5 separate regions of the Mus musculus genome follow, and regions 1, 2, 4 and 5 are each linked to region 3. Evidence: chromatin loops called from intact Hi-C (ENCODE). Cell type or tissue: heart. All regions are shown on one strand. Region 1 has its middle 9.9 kb from the start of Gm52737. Region 2 holds the start of Abca1 (ATP-binding cassette, sub-family A (ABC1), member 1). Region 3 holds the start of Lexis1 (a long non-coding RNA gene). Region 4 overlaps Abca1 (ATP-binding cassette, sub-family A (ABC1), member 1). Region 5 overlaps Gm12496 (a long non-coding RNA gene).

Region 1 (5,000 bases), 120 kb after region 3:
ATGAGGATGAAGGCTGTCTACAGTTGGAGAAGAGAAATGTGCAGAAATCAAGAAGAGATTAGTGAGGGAGAAAAGGACTGGCAGCATCCATCTGTGGGGACCCAGTTTTTCTGGAGGCCAAGTTGAAGCCATGTTTACAATCTTGCAAGCTGGTTATTCAAATTGTTCATTGATACATTTGAGTGTTTGTTTCTTGTTTCTTGGGGTTTGTTGTTGTTGTTGTTTGTTTGTTTGGCTTTGTTTGTTTTCTTTTTGCCTTAATGGTTTCCATTTTTTAATTTCTTCCAGTTATAAACAAAATGCCTGAATCTACCTGCAATACTGGTAATTGTACAAAATCGAGTAAAACAGAGTTATCCAAAGTGACCTGAGAGGGCTTCTGGCCCTGCTTTCACATGCAGAATAGTCTTAAAGAGAATGCACTCATTGAGCAGCTGTGTCTCCAGCCCAGGCAGCTGCCTCGGGGTCTGTTATGATTCTGTATCTGCATATCCATCACAGACTCTTGTCTTGATGACTGGCCCCAGTTTATGGTACTATTCGAAGGCGGTGGCACCCTGGCTAAGAGAAATAGTCCACTAAGGATGGGTCTTTGAACATCATTCCAGTTTGCTTCCTCTGTTTCTTTGCTAGGGTATAAACAAGAAACTGGCCCGAGCTCCTGCTACCATGAGTTCACTGCCCGGAGGGACTAAAGTCACTGTGACACGATGAGCCAAACAAGGCTCTCCTCTCTCCTTTCTGGAAGTGATAGTCGGTTTGACTTAAGAGAAACCCTAAGTTCAACAGGAAACTACACCAGGTGCAAAAGCCAGTGCCACCTCTGTCTTAATTCTCCCTTCACCATGCATCCAGATGTTCTATCATCTCCGGAAATCAATCCCTTCAGCTATCTGCCAGCAATTTGCCTCAGCCAATCAGCATTAAGGCTCAAACCCAGGTAGTAGTATAGACTAGAGGCCCCCTAGAAGTCCTGAAACTGGAAATGCTAGTGTGGAAAAGAACAGCCTTAAGTTTAGAAACAGAAAGATCTCAGTCTGGGGAAATAAAAAATGACAAGATGAGGCTACTGAGACAGGAAAGAATGCAAGGAGGAGAGGACTGGAAACAAGAAAGGTGTCTGGCTACAGTGTAGCATGTGTCTGGCTACAGTGTAGCATTACCGACATTAGGAAACTAAAGAAAATGATGTCAGGGTATGTGGGGGTCTCACTGTCAGTCAGAGGATGCTGGTCTTGACATGAAGGCAAATATGATGGCAAGATTTGGTAGGATCTTGCCTAGAGGAGAGTCAAGAGGAAAATTATTAGCTATGCATTCCTTACAGAGAACAGAAAAGAGAACACATATCCTCATTTTACACAAAAGATTCAAGAAAGGGTGACTCTGGCAAATATAGTATCTATTCTGTAAAGAATACCATTGGTGGTGTTTCTTAAAATGTTAATTGGGTTTAGTATAGAAAGTTTGAAAATACAGGCAAAAAATTAAAAGCACCCACCCAATTTTGAATGCAAAGTAAGTAGTAAGATATTTGCATGCACCATTGCATAATAATTTATAACATATGAACACCTAGAATAAATCTACTACAAAGCACTGCCCTTTGTATTTACCAACATATCTCTTACTAGGTTTTGTTTGAGTGATAAACTCTTATGATGTTTAAAATATTATTTCATTCACTGAAAATAAGTTTATATGCATCTTTCTTAGACTTTTATCCTGTAGCTCAAATAAGCATCTTTCTACCCCTGTCCTTTGGATCAGATATTTAGTTCTAAATAGTTATATTTGGGAAAAATCACATTCTCTATAGAAATTAAAATTTTCTAGGTGTTTTGCAACAAATAAATCAAAGCTAAAAGAACTTTACTCCAAAAGAAATACCTTTTTAATGAAAATTTATTAGCTCTGTATAGTTGTAATTGAAACCTGTATTTCCAGAGCTAGAAAACCAGCTTTGTTGGCAAAGCACTTGTCCTTCAAGCATGAGGGTCTCAGTTCAATTCCCAGAATCCACACTTAAAAATTGGGTCTCATGGCAGCTGCTTGGCACCCCTTGGTTAGGGAGGCGGAGGAAGGCAGATCCCTGAGCTAACCTGTGCCCATGAAAGTCCCAGTCTAAAACTAAAGGTGGTGAACTCCTGAAAAACAGCGCTAGAGGCTGACCTCGGCATTTATATGCACGTGCACTCACACACACGCATGTACACACACACAGACACATACATATGCATACAGGCACATCAGCACAAACACATAGGCACACAGGCACATCAGCACACACAGGTGCGTACAACACACAATGGATACATTCAGAAGAACGGTGTTCAAAGTTTTGTGCTACTTTAATATCCTACACCCAAAGAAAACATCAAAGGAACCCCACTTGTTAGGGCAGAAGTGATCACACAGTGTGCTATGAAGTCCGTATGGGCTGCATGGTCAGAACTAAAAATCTGATCCAAAGGACAGATGTAGAAAGATTCTTATTTGAGGATACAAGAGGCCAGAATCTATGCATTTGAGTGTGTAATTGTTACAGTGGTTTTTAGACTTAAAGCCTGGATTTTAACTGAAAGCATTGAAGACACACATGTGTGTATATGCAGGTATGTAGATATACAGATATGCAGATGTACATATCATATACATATGAATATGCACATACACTATATATATATATATATATATATATATATATATATATGTCCCCTTTATGACTTAGTCACCATTAGCTTGCCTCAAACAACCCATGTGCCCCTCTCTACTTCCCTATGTCTTCCCATAAAACAAAGGACCTTTGTGTGAGAAAAGGACCACCTGACACTAGGTCACAATCTCTGGGTCACATTAGTTTCCCTTCTTAAAGTGACATTCTCACATCCCCTGCTGTCCCCACTTCCACGGCTCACAGAGAGCCTCTATTCTTTCTTGGTGTTGAGGAAGAAATGGTGTAAGCAAACCCAGTCATCAAGAGCTGCTCACACGTGGACAGCGAGCATGCACGGAACGCCTGGAGAAGAAAGTAGGTGAAAGGGAATGTTGTCTGCTGCCCGGGTGTCAGAGGTTGGCTTACAACTCCACAGGGAAGACCAGCGCTCCACTAATGCTCATACTTGCTCTGGGAGGAGGGGGGAATCTCCTCACACAACTTAAAGCAGCTCAGGCGCCAACTCCACAGCTGGTTTCCTCTCAAGACCTAGAGGCAAAGGAAATCTGGGTTTGGGTAGCTGTGGCCATACATGCTCTCCTCAGGAAAACAAATGTGATTTAATTTCTCCCCTCTTCTCCACTCTTCCCCCTTCCCCTCTCCTCTCTCCCCCCTCCCCCCTCCCTCCTCCCCTCTCCTCCTCTCTTCTCTCCTCCCTCCTCCCTTCCCTTCCCTTCCCTTCTCTTCTCCTCCCCTCCCCTCCCTTCTCCTCCCCTCTCTTTCCCAAAATGGAAAGGGTTCAGTGAAAAGAGCCCCTTCCTACATTAAAAAAATAAAAAGAAAGAAAAGAAAAAGTCGCTTCCCATATCTCAGTGCAACTTCAGGCCTCACATACTTTGTCCTTGATCCCGGGAGGAATCTTGTTAAGTGTTCTTCAAAGTGCAAAAAGAACTAATTGCATGTCCCTCTTTCTCCCTGATCATTAAATAAAGACACTAGGAAGCCAAACACAGTTTACTTCACCTGGAATACTTCTCAACTAGGAATCGCATTCCCTTGAACTGTTGTCACTCTCTGAGGTGACCTTCTACCCATCCTCCAAGCAAACTGTCAGTGAAGGGCTGGAGAGATGACAAGGCTAACAAAGCTGAGTTTTATTCCCCAGCACCCGTGTGAATACTGGATGTGGAGATGCACCTATAAGACAAGGGCTGGGGAGACAGAGACTGAGAGAAACAGAAAACCCAAAGTGAAGAAGATTAGGAACAATGCGCAACAGCTAATTCTGCCCTCTACATGCATGTGGGCATGTGTACACGTGTACACATGCCCACACAAATTCACTCACACACGCAGACAAACATGCAGATAGCACAATGACCAACAAATCCTGAACCTAATTGGGTCTGAGGAACACACAAGACGACTCCAGCCTATACATAAATAAGGACCAAAGAGAAAAATGACACATAGAGCTCGCCTACAGGAAGTATGGGCCACACCAGTAACACCCATACCACCCAGGAGTCTACTAAAGACAGGGCATCTCAGATCTATTCAGTGAATGTTTACAGCCCTACCTGGGCTTCACTTCTTCACACAGGGACTCAGTACCTAAAATTCTAAGGATCAAGGCCAGGAGGGTAATTGATGGCCGGATCTTGAAAGCCATAGAGTCAGTGGGTGGGGAGGGGTGGGAGGAATCAGAGAGAATGCAAGACACAAAGACTGAAGGTGTGTTAATGAATGTGAGTCACGAGCTGTTTCTGGGAAGGAGAGATGGAAAATGACCTTGGGAAGCAGGTCAGGGAAAACTGCCAGGCTTCAGCCTCAGGACGAAGGTTGCCTCTGTGTCGTCCAGCTCTCCCCATCTGCAGCCTTTGTCATCTACTCATCTGATTTGTTCTGAGAGCTGAAACCAGCCCCTTCCGCTGGCCTAGCCTGGTGGCATCGTGAACCTAAACTGCCAACAGATTAAGGGCAGCAGGCCCAGGAATACAGAGCCCTGGGGTTCATAAGAACTACCTCTGATTGGCAATGAGCAGGCATGGGAGACAGCTGGCCGTGGAATAGCTGCAGAGAGGACCCGGACTTCCAAATGAAAAGTTAATGAAGTGAAGAAGAAGAAATAAGAAGTCACCAGCAAAATCTCTTGTAAGAACAATACAGGCTATGAGATATTCAGTATTCTGACCTTCGGTTTCCTAAGTCAGAAAGGGAAGGGTCCTCGTCAACCTTACAGGATGTGGAGACTCACTGAAGTAACACAGAGCTCTAAGGACAATGCCCCACCCTCCCAGTTACTTCCCAGAATCAAACAATGGCCTGCATTATAATGCAGGAG
Region 2 (5,000 bases), 59 kb before region 3:
TTTTTGCTCCAAAATGGTACTATGAGCATTATGTTGCTGAAAATTTCCTTCCCTCAACCCTCAGATTCAACTTGTTACCACATAGATAATAATCAATTCTGTGCATCACACCTTTCTTTAAAAAAAAAAAAGCCCTATTTTAATGACTTGTGATAGCGCTGAGGAAAAGACATGCTTACAATAGAAACTGTAATTTATCTTTATTATTTATATATTGATATACTATCCACTCAAATATTCTCTATGCTTGTCTATACCTCCTTTGATGTGGGGGAAGTGTTTTTCAACAATGGGAACAGCAATACGTTGTCCTTATGTGTGCATTAGAATATTAAAAATGGGCTGAAAGAAAAGTGGTGATGATAAACAACTCCTTTTTAATTGGCATTTATGTCTTGTAGAGTATCAATACTTGGGTCAGGGTTCCGAATTATGACTAAGAGGTAAGGGTGTGCTTTCGAGCCTGCAGGCATGTGTCAGGTGTGTGCTGTGGGAGGTGAGGGCTGAGCCACAGAAAGAAAGTGGTGTACCAATTCTCTTCAAGGAAGGTTTGTGCTGTTTTGTTTTGCTTTGCTTCTGTGGTTGGTGGTGCTAGAACCCAAGGTCTTGTACAAGGTAGACTCTACCGGGGGCCTACATCTTAAGCCAGAAGTGTTCCTTTTGTTTATCTGTCCTTTATTGTACATTTATTCTGCCCACTTCCTTGGAAGGATGTCGAAGTAAATTCTTGTTTTGTTTTGGAATGGTGATACCATTGCAGCAAATGGGGCAAACTAATTATTTCTAGTGACACTTAGTTTTCCCAAACAAACACACAAAGTCAAAAAAAAAAAAAAAAGCAAACAGTTTAATAAGTATTTCTCTCTTTTCCAGAGGTAAGTGCAGAAACCAAAACAGGCACCTATCCACAAGGTTGTCATCAGCCAACATCCCCAAGAACCTCATTGAGCAACGGTCTGGGAGTCAGGAAACAAACAAACAAACAAAAAACAAAAACAAAAAAGAAAAAAACAACAACATGAAAACATAGACTGGCTTTCTTGGCCTCGGGTTTCCTCCCAGTTTGGAAACACCAGTTTTGACCAGATTCACAGTGAAGCAAAAGGACTAGAGACTCTCACTCCGCACCAGGCCATACCTAGGCTACCCGGCCAGGAGGCGCTGCGGGCCAGTCTCCAGGGGCCACCCGCAGGCCGCCCAGCCCCCACCCCCTGGCGGCGGAGCCCGGCCCAGCACCCGAGCTGCGAGTTCTGTGCTGCCCGATGGGGTTACTTGCGGTCATTCGGCTGCACAACCTAGCCCCAGCTTCCCAATCGGTGCTCAGCCCGAAGTCTCCCCAAGGGAAGACTAGCAAAAAGCAGTAAGATGAGGGTGGATTGGGCACCCCAGTTTCGGGTTTCTGCAGACTCTCTTAAGTTTTCTGTCTTTAGAAGGAACAAAAGTGGTCTCCCACTTTGCGCCAGGGACTGCAGCCCTCCAGAGCGCAGGAAGCCTGTGGGCAGGACCCCGGAGTCGAACAAAGCCCAGAGAACTCAAGCAGCAGTAACATAAAAGACCCCGTTTAGGACACTTCCTACTAGAGTTCTTTGGAAACAAGGACATGCAGTCCCAGTCCCGGGAAGAGAACCTCCAAGTCAGAGGCCAACACAAACCAGTTAAATAATGGAGTGAGGACTCAGATGTGACACTTGTGGGCGACGGCCTACCCCGCGCCAGACAAAAGGAGACCCTTTGTAGAGGATTCCCTTCTCCCTACCCCACTGGCTGTACCCCGAGGACGTCCGGGAACCTTGGCTCACACTGCGCCCAAGAGGCGAGTCTCCGACGCCGGAGATGCTCTCGCTGGTCTCCGATTCCGGGAGACCCGAGTGCGGCAGTTCTGAGTCCCAGGGTCGACAGGGCCCGTCCCAGAACATTCTTTCCCTGTTTATGCCTCCCCTGTACTATTTGCATCCCCAGAAGTAAGGTACATGGGAGTTCGAGTCCCCCCAGTGTCCCCAAAACGGAGAGCTTCCCAACGCTTCCTTGGCCCCGAAACAAAATGCCCAAGTCACTGAAGAACCTCTTACCTGTTTTCCACTTTGCTGTTTGAGTCTGTTTTCCCTACCCCTGCACAAACCCTTCCAGAAAGGGGAAGAAAAAAGTGGGGGGAAACAGGGAGCAGAGCAGCTCCCCAAGCCGGCTGTGGTTGCGCGGGTCCCGCGGCGCCCCCTGCCCAGCTTTGCGCTGCGCCGCGGAGAGAAGTGGGCTCTGCCGGTCCCGGCCCGCTCGCTCGCCCTCGGAATTACTGGTTTTTGCCGCGACTAGTTCCTTTTATAGATTCGGCTGTGCCGAGCGCCGGGGTTACTACCGGTCAAACGCTGTTCTCTCCCTCTTTCCCCCGCCCCCTTCCCGGCCTCTGTTTATGTAGTTCAGTCACTCAGCAGAAAGCACGTGGAGACATGGCCCGCCCCTTAAACCGGCGACAGTGCGCCGCCGCAGCGGGCACTGGGGGCGCATGGTGAGAGCTTTGTGGGGCCCGCTTTCTGTAGCCCTGGCCCTGACCTGCTAGCCTTCGGGAAACGGGAAACTCCGGACTTGCGCTGAGCCAGGGACTCCACATTCCCGGCAGAGGAGGAAAGGGGAAAAGCTCGTTCTCTAAACTCCTCTTTCTGCAATTGTTTGGGGTTTTGTGGGTGTTGCTTTTTGAGTTTTGTTTGTTTTGTTTGTGTGTGTATGCCCTCTTCCTCTCTCCCTCCCGCTCTCCCTTACTCCCACTCTCCCCCCTCTCCTTTTGTTAGTTTGCTCAGCCCCCAACTTGGGAAGGAAAACTCCCCACCCCACCCCACCCCCAGATGCCAACCATTTTCGGTCTCTTCCTTTTCTTCCTTTAAAAGTCCTAGATTGGGGGAAGGGATGTGGAATGGACAGTGAATATCAGCCTATTTTGGTGTCTGCCTCAAACCTTTACATTGATTTTGAAGAGAAGATCTCTACCTTCCAGGGACCTAGTCTGCACCTTCTACACACACACACACACACACACACACACACACACACACACACACACACCTTCCAGGGACCTAGTCTGCACCTTCTACACACACACACACACACACACACACACACTCCACTAGTAATAGGTACCTATAAGCCACAAGGGGCAGCTGTGGTCACAAGAGTGGGTTTTGATGATGTCAAACGACCAAAGTTAGATAAAGTTTTTCTGCCTCTATTTTATTTGTTTTAATTGAGACAGAGTCTCATGTAGTCTGCTCATAAACTCAATAACCTTGAATTCCTAATCCTCTTGCCTCCCAAGGCCTAAAATTACAGGAACAGAGTACCACACCCACATTTGTACAGTGCGGAGAGATGGAACCCAGCCTCTTGCATAGCAGGCAAGCATTCAGCCAGCTGAGAGCTACATCCTTGGCCCTTGCTTCCTGTCTCTCAAGAGAGAACGTTCTCTCTGCCTCAGAGTTTTCTGAAAATGAATTTCGTTGGAACTTTTGAAGTCCTCGGAAGAAGAGTGCCAACACCAGAATCCTACTGACTGAACATCAGTGCCAATCTCTAGTGACATCCATACCCTATAAACCATTTCCTATGCCAGACTTTTAAAAGTCCAGCACTGGCAAAGAATTTAAAATAATATGTGTGACCATCTGTGTACAAAGGAAAACGCCTAAGGGGAAAGGATCGTTCTTTGCATGATTTTAGGAGATTAAGTCTTTATGCAGCTTCCCTCATTTCCCCCATATCTCCTAGCACCTAAAATACACACACACACACACACACACACACACATTCTTTTTGTACTTTGAAGAATTTGGTTCCCAAGAGTACTCCTACTAAATTCTGTTCCCAGCATCCACTTGCTGCTTTACAACCATCTGTAACTCCAGTTACAGGAGAGCTGACACAGTCTTCTGGCCTCCATAAGCACCAGGTGTGTACGTGGTGCACACATGTGCACATAAGTAAAACACTCATGTACATAAATAAATCTCTCTCTTTTTTACCCTAAAAATAAAAGCTAACTTCTTGGGTTTCTCTAAAAGAGCGTAGGTGACATGTAAGTGCTACCCAAATCAGGTAGTTAGGAGGCAGAGAAAGAAGAAAGGGTGGGAAGAAAGAAGCCCCGGGCAGAGCATCCTGGAATCCTCACTATATGAAGGCAATGACCCTGAAATCCAACTTGCAGTGTTTAACTAGGAAGCCCTGTAGGGTTAGGAATCTGCCCCTATTCAACTCTCACTGCAATAAATGCACAAATACACTGCAGTGTTGGCAGTATGTGTATGCATGTTGTAAATCTCTACCCTTCGACACCTACAGAGGCCAAATGCTTCATCCAGGTTACACCTGTTGACACCAAGTGACATGACCTGCCATCAGGACAGCACCTCATGACACAACTACTGGATTTCAACAGTTAGAACTTAGATGATATCACACTTAAGAAAGAAAGAAATTTCAAAGCAGGAATTTCTCCATCCTTTGAGTACCCCTGGTTAGTTTGTTCCTGAGCATGCTCCAGAGAGCTTTCCCTTCCATGTCTTCTGATGTATAACACCTTCACCCAAACCCCCAACCTTGTCCTAGGAAGCCCTTTCTACCTGAGTGGAAAGGCCTATCTTTGTTACTGTTGCTCTGAAGTAGTGGATTCCATAAACATACCCTGGGTTGCTTGAGGTTCTATTCTGAGCTGACCCTGGGATCTTCTAATTACAGACTTGACCTTCAGGCAACTATGGCTCTACTGACCTTGCTAGAGAGGTCATAGAGATACAAGAAGCTCAATTTTATCATCCCATGAAGGCTTTTAAATCAAGATTCCCTGAAAGTCAGTGTTTAGAGGATAGTTTAAATGCATATCTAGGAGCCAGTCTACAGTCTACAAACACCTTCCTTAAAAGAGAGAAGTTTTTGTTGTTGGTTTTTTTTTTTAACAAAAGATATTCACTACACGTGTTTCTTGCCCGAGATACCTACTATTTGGCCCCCTGCAGCTGAAA
Region 3 (5,000 bases):
TTTGTTTCTCATGAGACACCCATACCTTCAAGAGTTTCTTTAAAATATATTCATATTAAAAAGAAAGCATAAGACCCTTATTCCCACCAACCACACATTTTCTTGTATCATGTGAGGATGAGTCTATTATCAACTGACTGGATACTGTACGGAGGCTATGGCAGAGTAAGAAAATAAAAGGTGTGTGCCTGTGAATCTGTCCTTTCTTTGGGGGGAATGAACTACATACTTTGCCTCAATGTAATGTCCCGAAAAGTTGTCATCTTTCAAAAAAACCTAGCAGACCTCAAAATGTCCACTCACACAACACAGGCCTCACTTTGAAGGTAATTAATTCAGCTTAGCACTGTTCCCTGGAGGTCTTGTGGGACAGAGGGGCAACATGACACAACGGGCTGAAAATTGTAGAGTTGCTCACCTCCAATGCTAAAAAGCCCAGGGACCATCAGATGAACTACCAAGTTCTACTGTTAACGATGCTTAACCCAGAGATGTAAGGGCGCAGCATAGTCCTTTCACCTTACCTAGAGACAAAGCCCGGTCAAACAGGTATTCTGTTTGCACCTGTTGGGGAGCATTGTCCAACTTCAGAGACCACAGGTCGGTCGGTAGGTAGGGGCTTGAACTCCTGCAGGAAAGGGTATTTTTGAAAATCAGTTTCTCCTTGACCCTCCCAGATTTTTGGGATGCCAGGAAAGAGGGCACTTTCTAGAACAGAAGGACCACCACAGACTCCTATCGTCGAGGCTGGTGTGGATGAGAGCCTCAGACCTCTCCAGATGCCTATGAGTGTTTCCATTATGATGGTTCCTGAGGCCGAGGACATGCCCCTCCTAGCGCCCGCCCCGCCCGCGCGATGCCCGGCAGTAACCCCGAGGCGCACGGCAGCCTAGACGCCTTCAACTAGCGCGATTCCTCTGGTTGCAACCTAGTTGTTAGATCCGGCTCCTCCCGGGCAGAAACTGGAGTGTTGTTTGCACCCACGTAGCTTCTCGCTCGAATGTGCTCCTCTCTAGCTCCGGAGTCAGCCTTGCTCTTTTCCAGGGGCAGTGATCAGGGCGGGGTTGGGGGCGAGGAGATGGGCAGCCCCAAGCTGTGGGAGAGAGGGGAGCGGAAAGTCCAGAAATGGGGGAAGGGAAGGATGGGGCGCCTGGGGGTGTTAGCGGTAGGTGACAACTTTGGGAAGAGGTCCAGGTTACCCTCTCCGGCCTGGGACCGTGCCCACACAGAAATCAAAGCACGTCCGCAAGGCCCACAGCCTTTATTTCCGAGAGTAGCAGAAACCACCACCAAAAAAGAAAGAAAAAAGAAACAACGTTAGGGATGCTTAGCTGCAGCCGGCAGCCAGCTCTGCGCAGGCGCGCAGAGATCCAAGTCTGACCTGGAGTTACCCCGCTAGGCTGCCGCTGCAGAAGTAGGTGAAAGGTAACTAGCAGGCACCGCTGGGCCAAGGCCCAGGCAGGCCTGCTGCAGGACCTGTCCTGTGCCCTTCCAGACGCAGCAAGTTTCTTTAAGCAAGCACTTACTTCTGTGGATGATGCCTGAGCTAAAGTAATGTAAGGATGCCCGAATGGAGGAGATTTGGAGAACTTGGCAACTGGCACTCTGTAAACAAATGAGGACCTGGAATTGTGCAAGGGGTGGAGAAAAACAGTTATGGCATACTATTTAATATGGCTACTATGATGTGGAAAGCGTCACTTGCGTTTTTTAAATTTAGAGATCTGTTGAAGTAATGAGAAAGGAAACTGAGACCCAGGGAGTTCCAGAAACCTGCTCCAGAGTAAATAACAGGTAAATAGAGTGCGTTTTGGCAAGACCTCCGATAAGAAGTTACTCTATCCTTTCTGATGAAGGTACCTGCTACCCTTTGGGTTCTTCGTTCATTGAGGGCAGAAATACTGCTCACACTTGATAAATTTGCTGTTTATTGGAGTGAGCTCATAAAAGAACAGCTAGAGTTTTTTTCAACCCCAGGCGTCTCAAAGAGAAGCTGTCACTGTGTCTGGCAGGCTGAAGTGACTGCTTGTTTGTGACGTTCCCCAACACGAGGGCTTTTATATCCATTCAGCAGCCCTAACTGGCACCCAGTCTGGAATGTGTCCATCGCTGAAAACAGGTGGTAAGCACCGAAGGCGGAGAATGCCTTGCTTCCCCTGGAAATCCTGTACTGAGTCTGGCACAGTCTGCTCAAACTGCTGTGCCACAATACCAGTAAATTTCCCACTGATAAGCCAAGATCAAAGGACTGGCTGGCCCACAGACTGGCATCTCACCTTCTGCTCAGAGAGCAATGAGAGAGAAAAAGAGGAGAGGGAGCCGGGAGAGTATACGAACAGTGGCTTTTCTTGTAAGGTCAGAGCAGTTATAGACATCTGGGAGTCTCCCCATCTTTGGGCTTGGTGGAAGCCATTAGCATCCTTCCCATTACAGTTGCCTATGTAGCTAGAAGCATATCAGACAGGAGGGGAGGGCAGGGACCTGATCCCACTCTTATTACTTCTGTCTATCCCTTAATTCTGGGCTATTCCTCAGAATTGCAAAGAGCTGGAGAGAGCAGCAGGTGTCCTCCCTTCCTGAAGGAGCCTTGGAGACAGAGGAAAGGAAATAGAAGTGGGCCAGCCTCCTCCCACTCCCATCTCTTTCCAAGAATCTGCTCCCTTGAGTGTCTCAGGGAGTTGGAATGTCACCGCCTCATGGGCCCTCCACTGAGTTGCTGCTCAGGCTGATTAAAACAAAGGCTGCAATTGGGCTACCCTTGCCCGAAAGTAACCCTGTCTGCATGCCTTGCTGAGGTGACCAGGGGAGACGTGGAGGCTGTTGGATGCCTCTGTTGCCATTGGCAAGAAGATGGCTGCCTGGAACTTGAATCATTACCCTGTTGAGAGTCCCACATGCTGAGAGCTTTGAACATACTTGAACCCTGAGCTGGATGGTTATAATTGAATTCTCCTGTGACCCTCTCGAGTCTTGTGCAATAATTGATCGCTGGTTTTCGGAGGATAAAACTGAGGCTCTAAGAAAGTGATTCCCCACCTCCTACAACAAGTGAAAAGCCGAAACTCAGCGCCTCCCATGGCTCTGGGTCTTCAGATCCAACACTTGCTGGGGGTTAGTAGAGGTGGCTTGGAAAACCATCTGTAGATTTTCTCCTTTGTTATCACAGGAAATTTTAAATGAGAAGGTCCAGCAAGTGATGCCCTCCTTCCAGATGAATGACTTTCATCAGGGATGCACATAGAAGAGGGCAGAGAGTGAAGTTGGTTGCAGTGCCTGCAACTGTGCTTGGCACATAGTATGTGCTCATTAAAACATTTCCTAAGTGATTGACTAAAGGAGAGGAATAGATGGAAGTAGGAGTAGAGGCATTTCAGTCTGTCTGATATACCAATGTATCTGTTAGCGAAAGGTTTACTGGCCTTAGAACACCATTGGTAAATATACTGAGAACGGATGAAGCAAAGCCCTGGTCTACATCTCTTTCTGGTTCATTTGCTCTCACTGAGCCTCTTGTGATTTTTGCTGCTGTTTTTTCACTGGGAAGGACCTTTCACTTCATTCTTTCAGAAGCCACTACTTTTTGAAGAGGAGGAGGAGGAAAAGGAGGAGAGAGGAAGAAGGGGGAAGAGGAGGAGGGGGAGGGGGAAGAGGAAGAAAGAGGGAGAAGAGGAGGAGATATATGTATTTCAGGCTGGCCTTGAACTCCTCATCCTCCTATCTCCACTAAGAACTCAGGTCCAGCCTGTGCCACCATACACAGCTACAAGCTAATTAATAGTCTCTATGAGGTTTTAGATAAGGCCTTTCTTCCAAAGAGGAGCAAACAGAAGATTTGGAATCAAAGGTTGGCGGTGGAGACTATTCTTCTTAGGAATCATCTTTCAGCACACAATTGAATCTCTGTGATTCTGTTTCCTTGTATATAAAATGGGTAAAAAAAAAGAATTACTTTGTAAAGGTAGGCAGTTTTAAGGATGTCAGGGGAACTGTGGAGGGAGGCATTTCCAGGCAGTGTGGTGGATAGTGTGGAGAGATGCATGGCCTGGGAGCAGGATACAAACTGCAAGCACCTCCTGAATCGTGGGTCTGGGCTTTGGCTTGGCGTTTATACCTTTTGGCAAACAAACAGAGTAGAATCCCTCTTTGGCCAACCCAAACATTTTCTTTGCTTACCCAGACACTTGGGGAAAGGGTAACAACTAGGAGAATGCTAGGTCATCTTAATGCAAAGTGAGAGGCAAGGCCCAGGGCTTGATTGTTTACCAGCTGTGTGCGTGTGTGGCTCATCAACTCCTCCTCCGAAAAATAAGGACTGTCCACCTTCTTCTCAGCATCTTGTGGGGGCCAAACCCAATGAGGGTAAAGACACCAGCATAGCTCCAGAGAGACAGTGTCCTCCTCCCCATTCCCAATAGGTGCCATTGCCAAGTCAGAAGGCAAAGTTCAACTGGACTGGTTCATTCATTCCCAGTTAGCCCCACAGCCTGTTAGAAAATTATAGCCCCGAGTAGAAAGGCCATTGGGGACTCCTGCTAGTTTTGGAAAAGTCGGCATTCTCCCTTTTTATCCACAGAAAGACCTAGCATAAGACTAGAAAGTGTTAGCCCCTTGGGGAAGGGGGAGGGGAAACTCCGTTAATTAAGCCTCACCTCATTCTGTCTGAAGGCTATAATTACCCATTACCCTCCCAGGTAGATGTCTTCTTGCCTTGAGACTTCCCTTGTTCCTGGTTTGTATGTGTGTGTGTGTGTGGGGGGGGGGGGGGGTCAGCATGTCTGAGCTCAGCCTCCTGGGGGTAAGGGTGCAGAAAGACTGAGATCTTAAAACCTGCTCAGGGAGAAAGACATGGGTCCCCAGGAAAGTTGCTGTAAATAATTAGCATGAGTTACGTAGTGTCTTTGAGCCCAGTGACAATTCCACAGAGGAAACCAGGTCTCTGAGGCATTTCCCCAACCATGTAAAATGCAGATGTGTCAAGGAAGCCTGGAATCTAACCCTGA
Region 4 (5,000 bases), 110 kb before region 3:
CACCATGCTGTGGTGAAGAACCCCTAAGACACTGAAACTCAAATTACCATGCAAAGACCTTCCCTGGATGCCTCTTAGTTTAAACTGATGGCATGCAACAGATATGAAATTGGCAGGGGGCAATGGAAATTATGCTAAATGAAATGATTTCGAAAGTCTGCTGCCTCTGGCCCACCTCCCAGCCACACAATTGGTAAACACAAGACATATTTTCCCAGTTTCATAAGAGCATGCAGTAAGCACATTTTCTTTTTTCTAACTTGGAAAATTTTCAGCCATGTGAAGCAAAGCCCTCTTCAATCATCAGCCCCGCCCATGACTTCTGCTTACTGTAAAGTCAAGCCAGTATAGAGCCGAAAGGCTGTACATGGGGTCAATTCTCCTTTCTGCCAGAGAATAAAGTGAAGAAAAAGCTTTCGGGGGAACAACATATAGCCATGCACTCTGCCCAGGAGTGGTACAAAAATAAATGATGGCGAAGAAGTTCTCTAGGACCCTAAGATGCAAAGCCTATGTAAACACTAATATTACATACACTTAAAAGTTGATCAGAAGTCTCTTTATGCAGCTTCCCTGTCTTTAAAAAGCAGTAAGTGCTTCATTTAATCTTTTGTGATAGATTCCAGTTTAAGAATCTACGTCTCTGGCTCTTATTTCAGAACAACATTTAAAAAAAAAAAAAGCTTCTTAATTCACCTTAACAGAAAATATAACCCCTTTAGGGGGGAGTCATTACAATGCCAAAGGACAGACACAGAAATCAACTTCCTTTCAGCATACTGGCCCTGATGCTGGGTGACACACCCCACTCACTGTAGGGTTCGTCTGTGACAACCAGAGTCACGAGTCAAATGAGATGAAACTAAACTTCTGAAGCCTGACCATTTCCTTCACAGCTTTTTCAAAGGCCAGGGTTTTTCTTTCTTTCTTTCCAGGGCCCCCAACAGGGTAATAGTGAGGCCCCACTGATTTAGCTGAAGGTAGTAGCTTACCTTCTGGAGACCAACATTCGCCTGCAGCAGGCTGTCCACAGTAGATCTTGGAAGGGACAAATTGTGCTGCAGGAATCCAGAGAATGTTTCATTGTCCACCAGAAAATCCTGGAGCTTCAAATCTATTGGAAAATTGTGTTTGTTTACAGTTAATAACTCAAAAAAAAAAAAAAAGACTCAACCGCTATGGGGAAGGTGGAGAATAGAATATTGATTGCTTCATTTTAAACGGATGGGTGACCACAGGCTTCTGGCTTACATACACCGAGAAGTGAGTTTCAGGAGCTCCGTCTCGCTGGCAGAGACATGAAAAGATTGCTTTCTGATGACATGTTGAGCCACACTCAGTGTGGGCTCCCACAGTCCAACAGCACAGTGGTGTTGTTACACACATGGTCTTTCCTTGTTGCCAATTGAAAAACCAACCCTTTTAAATGATCTCATCCATCCTACCTGAGGTTTGTGACATGAGCCCTGCTGCTCCTGACTCCTCAGTGCCGCCTCACGTAGCTAGCACTGAAAATACTGAGTGCCTTATTTCCACAAGCCACAGGGGCTAATCTCCCAGATCAGCAGGCAATGGCTCGCTAACATTTCTGTGAACCAGAATCGCTTGATGGGTTGCCTCAGCTAGCCGGCTGGACAGCAGTCTCAGAGCATCTGCTTCTGCCAGCTCTGGCTGCAGCAGCTGCATGTCTAACAAGCTCCCAGGTGGTGCTGATGTTGCCTGCCTGGGACCACACTTCCAAGAATCACAGGGGAGTCCTGTGAGCATATCGAGGTGTTTAAATAGACATGGTCTCTTCTTGGTTTCAGAACAAAACCTGGGATTTCAGAACTATAAAGTCCAGTTCCTCCAAACACTGAGAAAAATATGTAAACGTATGTTTGAAATCCCACCCTTTGCTTTACTAAATGCAGTGACTGCTAAAGGCTTTCATTCCGACTCCCATTAAACAATAAGCTCTCCAAGTACCAACTCCCATTAAACAATAAGCTCTCCGAGTACATCGAAAAAAGGCTTCACTCCAGTGGCATGAAATAGAAAAGAGCACTGGCCAAGAATTCAGAACGTCAGTCTCTGGCTGGAGGCTAGGTATGATAGTACCACTTGAATTTCATTTCTTTAGCACCTTTCTGAGCCTTGGGCCCCATCATCTGTAAAGCAAGAGGATTCTGAGCAGATGCTGAGTGGTGCCTGCCTGAAACACCAACCATTTTCCTGCCTTATTTTATTGACTATTTCATCTTTCTTCTTCCTTACCCCTTTAAACTTCTAATAACCCGAATTCTTTTTTGAAATTAAAACAAACCAACACCACCACCCCCCCAAAACAAAAACAAAACCAAGCTCATCTGGGACCAAGTGGCTGACCACTAGAGGGCAAACTTTACAAACTCAAATCAATTACCCGAAGAGGGGTTCCATCTGAAAACAAGACTGCAGTGTGCACTGATGAAACCGTTTCTCTTGGGATCTAAAAGGGTCTCCCTTCGTAGAGACAAACAGTCCAAGCAGATTCTTAATAGATACAAATGACCCAGGCATCTTCAGCATGGAGCAAACTTCAGTAATTTTGAACGGAGCTGATAAAACAGTGATTCTCCTCAACTCATCTATAGTTTTATCCTAGGGTTCCTCATACTATGCCACAGCTGATCTGAGGCCTGTCAATGTCCCTCCTTGAAATCAGCACTCAGCCATCTGTCATCTGCCTGGTGTTTCCATCGTACAAGACCCCACACTGCTACCACTGAACTCAATTCTTTGAGTTGCCATACCCACAGAACACCTAAGATTCACTTAAGAGGCACACAAAAACTAGTTTCTGGGTGTCTATTCCTTCAGATTACAACCAGGGGTTCTAAGGTAGACCACCCACAAATCTCCATTTTAATAAGCAGCCTCCACATTTCCAATACAGCGGGTCTGGAAGCCATATATTATGAAATGTTATTTTACTTAAGTATAGCCTGCATTCAACTCTAACTTATAAAAATGCAGAATAGGTCTTTTATCTTAGTGTTCCAAATACCTGGAACAAAGCCTGGTACAAAATTACTGCTCCAGCAATGACACCTGACTGAATGCTAGATGAGGTGACCAGAAAGACTTCAGAAGGATCTTTGAGATTAGTGGGTCCAGGAAGAGACCAAGGAGGGCAAGAGCATCAAATCTCTAGGCTATAGCCCAGGAGGAAATAAGAACCCTGACCACAAGTGTCTTTTCAAAGACAACAACATCTAGAACATCCCAGCATCCCCATGGTGGGGGGTAAGGAGAAGGAAGGAAGACAGGCAGAGAGGCTTCAGCCAAAGCTTGAGGTGAAAAGGCAGGCATGCTTATAAATTAGTTATGTATGTGTGTATGTATACACACACACACAAACACACAATACTTAAGTTTGTGTATGTACATAAATCTCAAAAGAAGAGGTGGAGAATAGATCATTCAATAGAGCACTTTTTTCAATATGAGCAATGCTCTACACACACACACACACACACACACACACACCTCATACTGGGAAACCAAATTCTGGGCTCTGTATCCATGTATTTCTAAGTTTATTTGACCTACTTAAACTTCCATGGCCTTACCTATAAAAATGAGGATCAAAAGAGAGCTCTGTGAACCTTGATAGAACAGAATAAATCTATGACCTAACACTCAGATCAGCCAGTTGAACACAAATTCCTCCTGAGCAAAGCCACAGCAGTACACAGCATCCTACGTAGGAACTTCAGAACAGCTCCTTCCTTCAGGGCAGCAGAAGTGTGGGAGGTTTGACCCAGACTGCACTCTGAAAGGACCTAGGTCACCCAGCAACACTCTGGAGACCAGCAAATGTACTTAGCATGTTTATATGATGCTTCCGTTATGTCAACAGACGCTGCAGATAAACAGCTGGATGTGATCAAACACCAACTGCCTATCCTCTGGATGAGACACAGAAACCAAAGAAGCTGGTTAAACAGCCAACAGCCCTTGGCAGTGCATGAACATAATGTGGCAGATGCTGGGTGGGGATGATGCAGGAAGGCCATAGAGCCTTGGCTACAAACAACTTGCAGTCTGGTCACGTGGATATGCACACATTATCTGCTGCTGTCCTATCACCGCTGACAGCTGCAGTACATACACACACAGGAAGACAAAGGTGTGTGGTATGATGGCTCTTAACCTTGGAGGCTGCTAGGCCCACTTGGGAATTTTAAAAAATCCCAAAGCCCAGGCCACACCCCCCAGCACAATGAACCAGAACTGTGAAGGACAAGAATTGGGTCTTGAGAATTAAAAAAAGAAAAAAAAATCTAACCAAGTTTGATGTGGTGGTGCATATCTGTAATGTCAGTAGTCAGGAGGCAGAGGCAGTAAACTGCAAATTAGAGGCCAGCCTGGGCTACGGAGTAAGTTCCACACCCGTGCTTACACAGGAAGTCCAAGCCTCAAAACAAAACTATGCAGGCAAAAAGAAGTTTAGGACCATAAAGCCCAAAATGTAATGCTGTTTCTTGCTATAAATTAGCTGTGTGGCCATAAGATGCCACTATACCTTAAAGTCCTGGGGATAAGAGACGTATTCATACACTTGAGCAATTAGCAACTGGCTAGGGACAAATGTTTATTAAATGGTAATATATTAATTGTCACTAAAATGGCAGTCTTACTGCACTATAGAGCAATGTGCAGGAAAAAATAAGAACACAGATCTTCCCTCTAGGGATTTTCTTGGTTATCACAGATTTGAGGTATAGGAGAGGAAAGGGGGGAAAGAAAAAAGAAGTGATATGAAGACAGACCACAATGGCTTTGTCCTTGCTGGTTTCTGTCTTCTGTATGCAGCTAGCTGTGTAGGAGAGTGCAAAGAATGAACCAAGCCAGATGACTGATACAGCTAGTAATCTTGGGTGAAGCCACTGGATGGATGGATGGATGGATGGATGGATGGATGGATGGATGGATAGATGGATGGATAGCTGGCTGGCTGGACAGATGGCTGGGTA
Region 5 (5,000 bases), 140 kb after region 3:
TCTCATTAAACAAGACAGGGTAATTATTTGCTGTGTTTGGACACTGTAAGTACTATCGTCTTTGAAGTCACCAACTAAAGATCAGCCCTATCATAAAGTATAATGCAAAGCCTCAAAAGTTAAACAGTACAGCTCATGAACACGCGCAGACAGAACACAAAACAGAAGAGAATCTCTGAAAGAGACCTCAAGATCTAATAATGCTGGGTATTGTGTGCACATAATAGACTATTAGTCTAGCAGAAAATAAGCTATGAGAATTTGAAAGCGAGAGATAAAAATATTGAAAGCAACCAGAGAGATGTTGAGTGACTTGCCAAGTTGAAACAGCTAGTGAATCACAGAGTTGGTGTTTGAATGCAGATATCCTGATTCTAAAGTTTCTTGTCTCTACATAACATTATGTTTCTATAACATACAAGTGCACACCAGAAAGTACAACATGCTGCCACATGTTTTCAAAGAAAGAAAAATGTGTCTTTGCTCACATATCCATATAGAACTAGAAAGACACATAAGAAAATAGATAATCAATCAATTTTGGAGAACCTGGGACAGGCAAAATATGAATGGGAGTTGTGTGCATTTTTGTAAATAGCAATATATATTTTATACATATACATATATATGTAAAACCTATTGGGGGATGACTTTGTGTGCTGTGTATTCTTATGCTGATTTCTATGCCCAGATATCTGATTGCATTCCAGATGTTGACATAGTCAAACATCTCCAGTCTCAATGTTATGTAAAAAGTGTCTTGCATCACCTCTAAGAGCTGAGCAGAAGAAGAGAATAAGGCAAGACTTCCAATCCCAGTGAGGAACTTCCAAGAGAAAAGGACTACAAGGACTAGAACAAAGTGTGGAGGATTGGCCATGATGTCTCCGTGAGAGAGCAGCCATAAGGACACATGTGGACCGGAGCAAGCCAGCGCAAGATCAGATGGCAAGGAATGGGGTATGTGTCTGGGAGTAGGCAGGCAGCCTAGGCAGATTAGAATAGCTCAGAACTTGCCCAGCTTGCAGCTTGTTAATAAAAAATACCAGGTCTCTGTGTCGTTTATTTGGAAGCTGAAATGGGCTAGAATGGATGCAGAAATAATCCTGTCAAATAATGCTGTAAAACATTAGTTTTACATCAACTGGACCTCAAAATGAACTAAATGCAAATACACAAAGTAAATGCCCTTTCTAGGCAAGCATTCCCTGGGTACCCTGAACAGACCTATCCTCTTTGATGTATACATATTAGCCGTGACTAATTTTTTTTTCTCATACATCACAAACTCCCCAACTCACCTAGACACCAGCTAACCTGTGAGCTCTTCAAAGGTGAGGTTCTGTTTCTTTCATTCTTGTCCACCCAGCATATCACGTAGAGCCTGGCATGTGGCAAGCATCCAGTGCATGGAAAATAGCAGTCAGGGGAAGTGAGATCATCCAGCCAAGTGTATGGTCTCAGCACTCTGGAAAGAGGAATTGACTGGAACCCCCATAGAACCCTGGGAGTATAAAGAGGAAGTGAGAAGGAAGAAAATACAGTAAGAGTTGCAGAAAAGATGCACCTGACCCAGTGAGGACAAAGGGGTGAAACGGGATCTGTGGGTCAGTGTTGATCAGGACAAATGTGAAAGGCAAACTGAAGAAATAGCAAAAATTGAACTCGAAGCTAAGACCTTAAAAGGCAGGGCTCAGCACTGCAGATTCAGGCCTAGAGCCCAGTGACAAGACAGCAGAGGGCACAGGAAAGACCTGCACTGGAAGAGACCCTTGTTTGCAATGAGCCACTCCCACGTTTGATGTGTTGCTTTCTGTTCTTTTGTCCTCTTTGTCTGCAGTCACACAGAGGCTGTAGACAGATCCACTCTAGGTTCAGGTTATATTTTTTTCCCCAGCAAAATTAATTCCAGATTCTCTGAGCAGTGAGTCTGACCCAGTAGCCAGACCATCCCCACCCTCAACAAGGCTAGGACTCTCTTTGAGAGTGAGTAGCTTTGCATACCCTTATTGTGATTCATGAGATTATATTCCCTTGTTTACTTGGGTTGATCACCAAAGCTGCACAATAGACTTTATTTTAAAGGTTAGCACTAGCCTAGGTAAATATGAAGCAAAACAAGTCAGGGGTTTGCCTCAAAATATCGTAAAGGAAAGACATTTTGGCATGTATTAATGAGTCAGATGGGTTCTGTACTGTTCATTTTTAAAGCTAGGTGTGGAGTGCACACAGCGGGTTTATCATCTTCTCTGCGTTTTTTTCTGCACATGCTTAAAATCTGCTATAATAAAATGTTAATAAAAACAGCATGTTCTGTTTTAAGTGCTGACCTAGAATTTTAGGTAGCCAAGGATCAGATCTTAATGGGCTTACATTTATCTATGAAGAGGCTTTTTAGCTTTTTCCCATCATCAGCTTGATAAGATGAATTATTCTGGGGCACCATAACCTCTTTTTAATTGGTCTCTCTGAATAATAGGATTGCTGTCTATCTTTCCTTTCATATTCCTTTCCAAATTTTCAGACTTTTTTCACATGAGTGACTATTTTCTTTAACATTAGGAAAACCAACAAATCTGTTATCAGTAAATAAGTATTACTAAGAAATATTTATTATCCATATGGACTCACTGAGCTTTCATCTACACGATGGATTTATCTCATATTTAATGTGAAAAATGATTTGAAATTTTACAGATGGCAAGAAGGTATGTATTTCTGTCCCCTAATGAATAACAAAATAACGGGTAAAACTTGGAAGTTTGGGAGGTCTGAGGAGCAGTCATCCGGAATGGAATGTACTTCGAGTTAAAGAGACTTCTTCCTAAGAGATGGGACAGCTGAATAAAAACATTAAAAACCTGAATAGATGCAAGGATGTGTTTGCGGAGGGAAATGTTTATGCCATTACCTCAGTCCTGAATGTCACTAGCAAATACTGCAAAGTAATGAAGGAGGCCATTAAAGTAGGGACGGAAAACCATCCTCCAATGTTTCAGGAGACACTCTGACATCTTAATTATATTCTGCCACCTAGTGACTGAGGAAGATGAACGTACTTGCTTAGCCAGGCTCCAAGTGCACACACAGGGCAGTCCTGCACCTCTTGGTTTCAAGAGTCCTGGCCTGACCCACAGGGATTGGGCGTGGGGTGAGAGTGATTCTATCAGCACTGGTGTGCCTCGACTGCCATCTGCTCACTACTCCTACTACAACTGTAAAGGAACCTACAGATATGGCTGAAGCTGCAAAGCTCTCTATTGCTCCCAGACCAAGGAGCTGGAAGTCCTCTCTCCATCGAAGCACAGCTCCCCAGCCCAGGGCTTCCTCAAGCTCTTTGTAGAGGGCTGTCAGGTTCAACAAACTAAACTAATTTCCATTTGGGTATTTTTAATTCCAAAGTTCCATGATCAGGATAAAGTAAATGTAGTGACTGCAACCAGTAAGATGGGCCAAAGTTTACTCCCAAGTCCTTGAGATCTCACAAGTCTGGACGTGGGAACTGGTATGAATAACCCCCCACATGCCCCATGAAAAATAAAGCAGTGCTTTGAAGTCACATCCTCTGGCATAGCACAATTTCTCTTCCCTTTGATGATGAGGCCCATAATGCATTGCAGTGGTTTTTCCTAGGCTTGACCTCAGCATTTCTAGGCAAGAACCACAGAATTATGTGACTCTCCCAAAGCTCTCCAGGTTCTCCTCTGTCATTGGTCAGCATCCTTGGCACAGTTGCTAATGGACAGACGTTGTGTTATAGCTGTGGTATTTAATAAGGCTCTCCATTCTGTGCAGGAACTGCGGACAGGATCTCAGAACACGCAGCTAAAGCACCAGCATCATCAAGAAGGCTGTGATACCGACCCGGATACCAATAACAGCCTTCGGGGGCTTTTTGAACACAAGATGAAGGCATGCGACACCAGAATAAAGCTTTGGTTGAGAAAGTGACTGGGACAGACTGAGCTATTTTTCCAAATATGCAAACTATCAACATGCTTTGAAACTAAGGTTTTATTGGAACACAGATATATGTCCCTTCCTTTAAGAATTAAGATGTGTTCTACTCTATGGTGGTTCTCACAGAGGCCACATGGTCTGCCAAGTTTAAACGATTAATTCCCCTTCCCTGTGCAGAAAGCCTGTCAACCCACAGCCTGAATGAACTACCCGGGGGAGAAGTTCCTGTCACTCGTCTGAAATCATATTTTTCCAGTCGGCTTCTGAAAAGAATTACGGATTTTACTTGACATAGATATAAGGAATCATTTTCTGAGTTAGCTGGTAACTGGTACCCAAAAACAGAGAGATAAAGGGAGAGAAGATGAGGGCAGGACAGACCTGGGGAGCAGGCTGGCCACATTTATGTTTGCCACCTGCTTTGGTATAATTCAAAATCAGCCTCAACACTAAGGTCATGTGGGGCTAGAGAATTATTGCTATGGAGATGGGGAAATCTGTCCTCCAGATTGCAGGGATAATAAGTGCTATGCCTGGCTCCACTAGATGTCAGCAGCAACCCCAAAATTATGACAAAATATATCCCTAATGATTACCAAATGTCCTCTAAGGAGACAAAATGTCCTTCGTTAAGATACAGAAGCATACCTTTAGTGCCAGCACTCAACAGGCAGAAACAGGTGGATCTCTCCGAGTTCAAGACCAGTCTAGTCAACACAGTAAGTTCCAGGATAACTGGGGCTACACAGTAAGACCCTGCCTCAAAGCAACAAGAAAAAAAGTCGCATCTTCTTTAAGTACTCCTTCAATGACCAATTTCAAGCTACCAGCTCAATAACATGGAACATGGCTACATGTGGGGAAAAGATTATTGCTCAAGCCAGGAAGAACCATCGCCAGCATACTGCTGTGTGAGAACGTTCTTGCATGGTGGTAATCATATTGTCCCATTTTAAAGACTGAACTAACTGTGTCTCTCCAGGTTTGATGCAACCCTATAAACTACAGTTGGTAGGCAACATCCAAAGCACAAGTAAACA

What was found. Peaks named below come from ENCODE experiments on the same cell type or tissue, not always from the same donor. Only the 100,000 strongest peaks of a DNase experiment are listed, where the experiment ranks them.
Region 1: it touches region 3 in a loop (1.8-fold over the local background); 4 of 42 quality-filtered maps call a loop at or near these places.
Region 2: it touches region 3 in a loop (5-fold over the local background); 7 of 42 quality-filtered maps call a loop at or near these places.
Region 4: it touches region 3 in a loop (2.2-fold over the local background); 4 of 42 quality-filtered maps call a loop at or near these places.
Region 5: it touches region 3 in a loop (7-fold over the local background); 3 of 42 quality-filtered maps call a loop at or near these places.

The regions. Positions count from the first base shown.
Region 1 is chr4:53,334,919-53,339,918 of GRCm38, forward strand. No RefSeq gene overlaps it. Among named protein-coding and RNA genes, the nearest start is that of Gm52737, 9.9 kb to the left of the region's middle. In heart, no CTCF peak of the experiment used is centred here; a DNase peak (open chromatin) is centred at 3,063; H3K27ac peaks cover 444 bases.
Region 2 is chr4:53,157,607-53,162,606 of GRCm38, forward strand. It overlaps Abca1 (ATP-binding cassette, sub-family A (ABC1), member 1), which reads right to left and starts at 2,289. Exons shown (of 50, transcript NM_013454.3): 1 at 2,070-2,289. In heart, a CTCF peak has its summit at 2,489; DNase peaks (open chromatin) are centred at 1,225, 1,815 and 2,425; H3K4me3 peaks cover 1,967 bases; H3K27ac peaks cover 1,553 bases.
Region 3 is chr4:53,216,827-53,221,826 of GRCm38, forward strand. Lexis1 (a long non-coding RNA gene) reads right to left here and starts at 1,535. Exons shown (of 8, transcript XR_390567.4): 1 at 525-1,535. In heart, a CTCF peak has its summit at 2,603; DNase peaks (open chromatin) are centred at 995, 1,385, 2,095 and 2,745; H3K4me3 peaks cover 1,391 bases; H3K27ac peaks cover 1,194 bases.
Region 4 is chr4:53,108,172-53,113,171 of GRCm38, forward strand. Abca1 (ATP-binding cassette, sub-family A (ABC1), member 1) reads right to left here. Exons shown (of 50, transcript NM_013454.3): 6 at 993-1,114. Among named protein-coding and RNA genes, the nearest start is that of Abca1, 49 kb to the right of the region's middle. In heart, a CTCF peak has its summit at 2,370 (motif pointing right); DNase peaks (open chromatin) are centred at 210 and 3,920.
Region 5 is chr4:53,352,107-53,357,106 of GRCm38, forward strand. The region is part of intron 2 of Gm12496 (a long non-coding RNA gene); the gene reads right to left. Among named protein-coding and RNA genes, the nearest start is that of Gm52737, 27 kb to the left of the region's middle. In heart, CTCF peaks have their summits at 3,044 (motif pointing left) and 4,499 (motif pointing right); DNase peaks (open chromatin) are centred at 1,595 and 3,135; H3K27ac peaks cover 278 bases.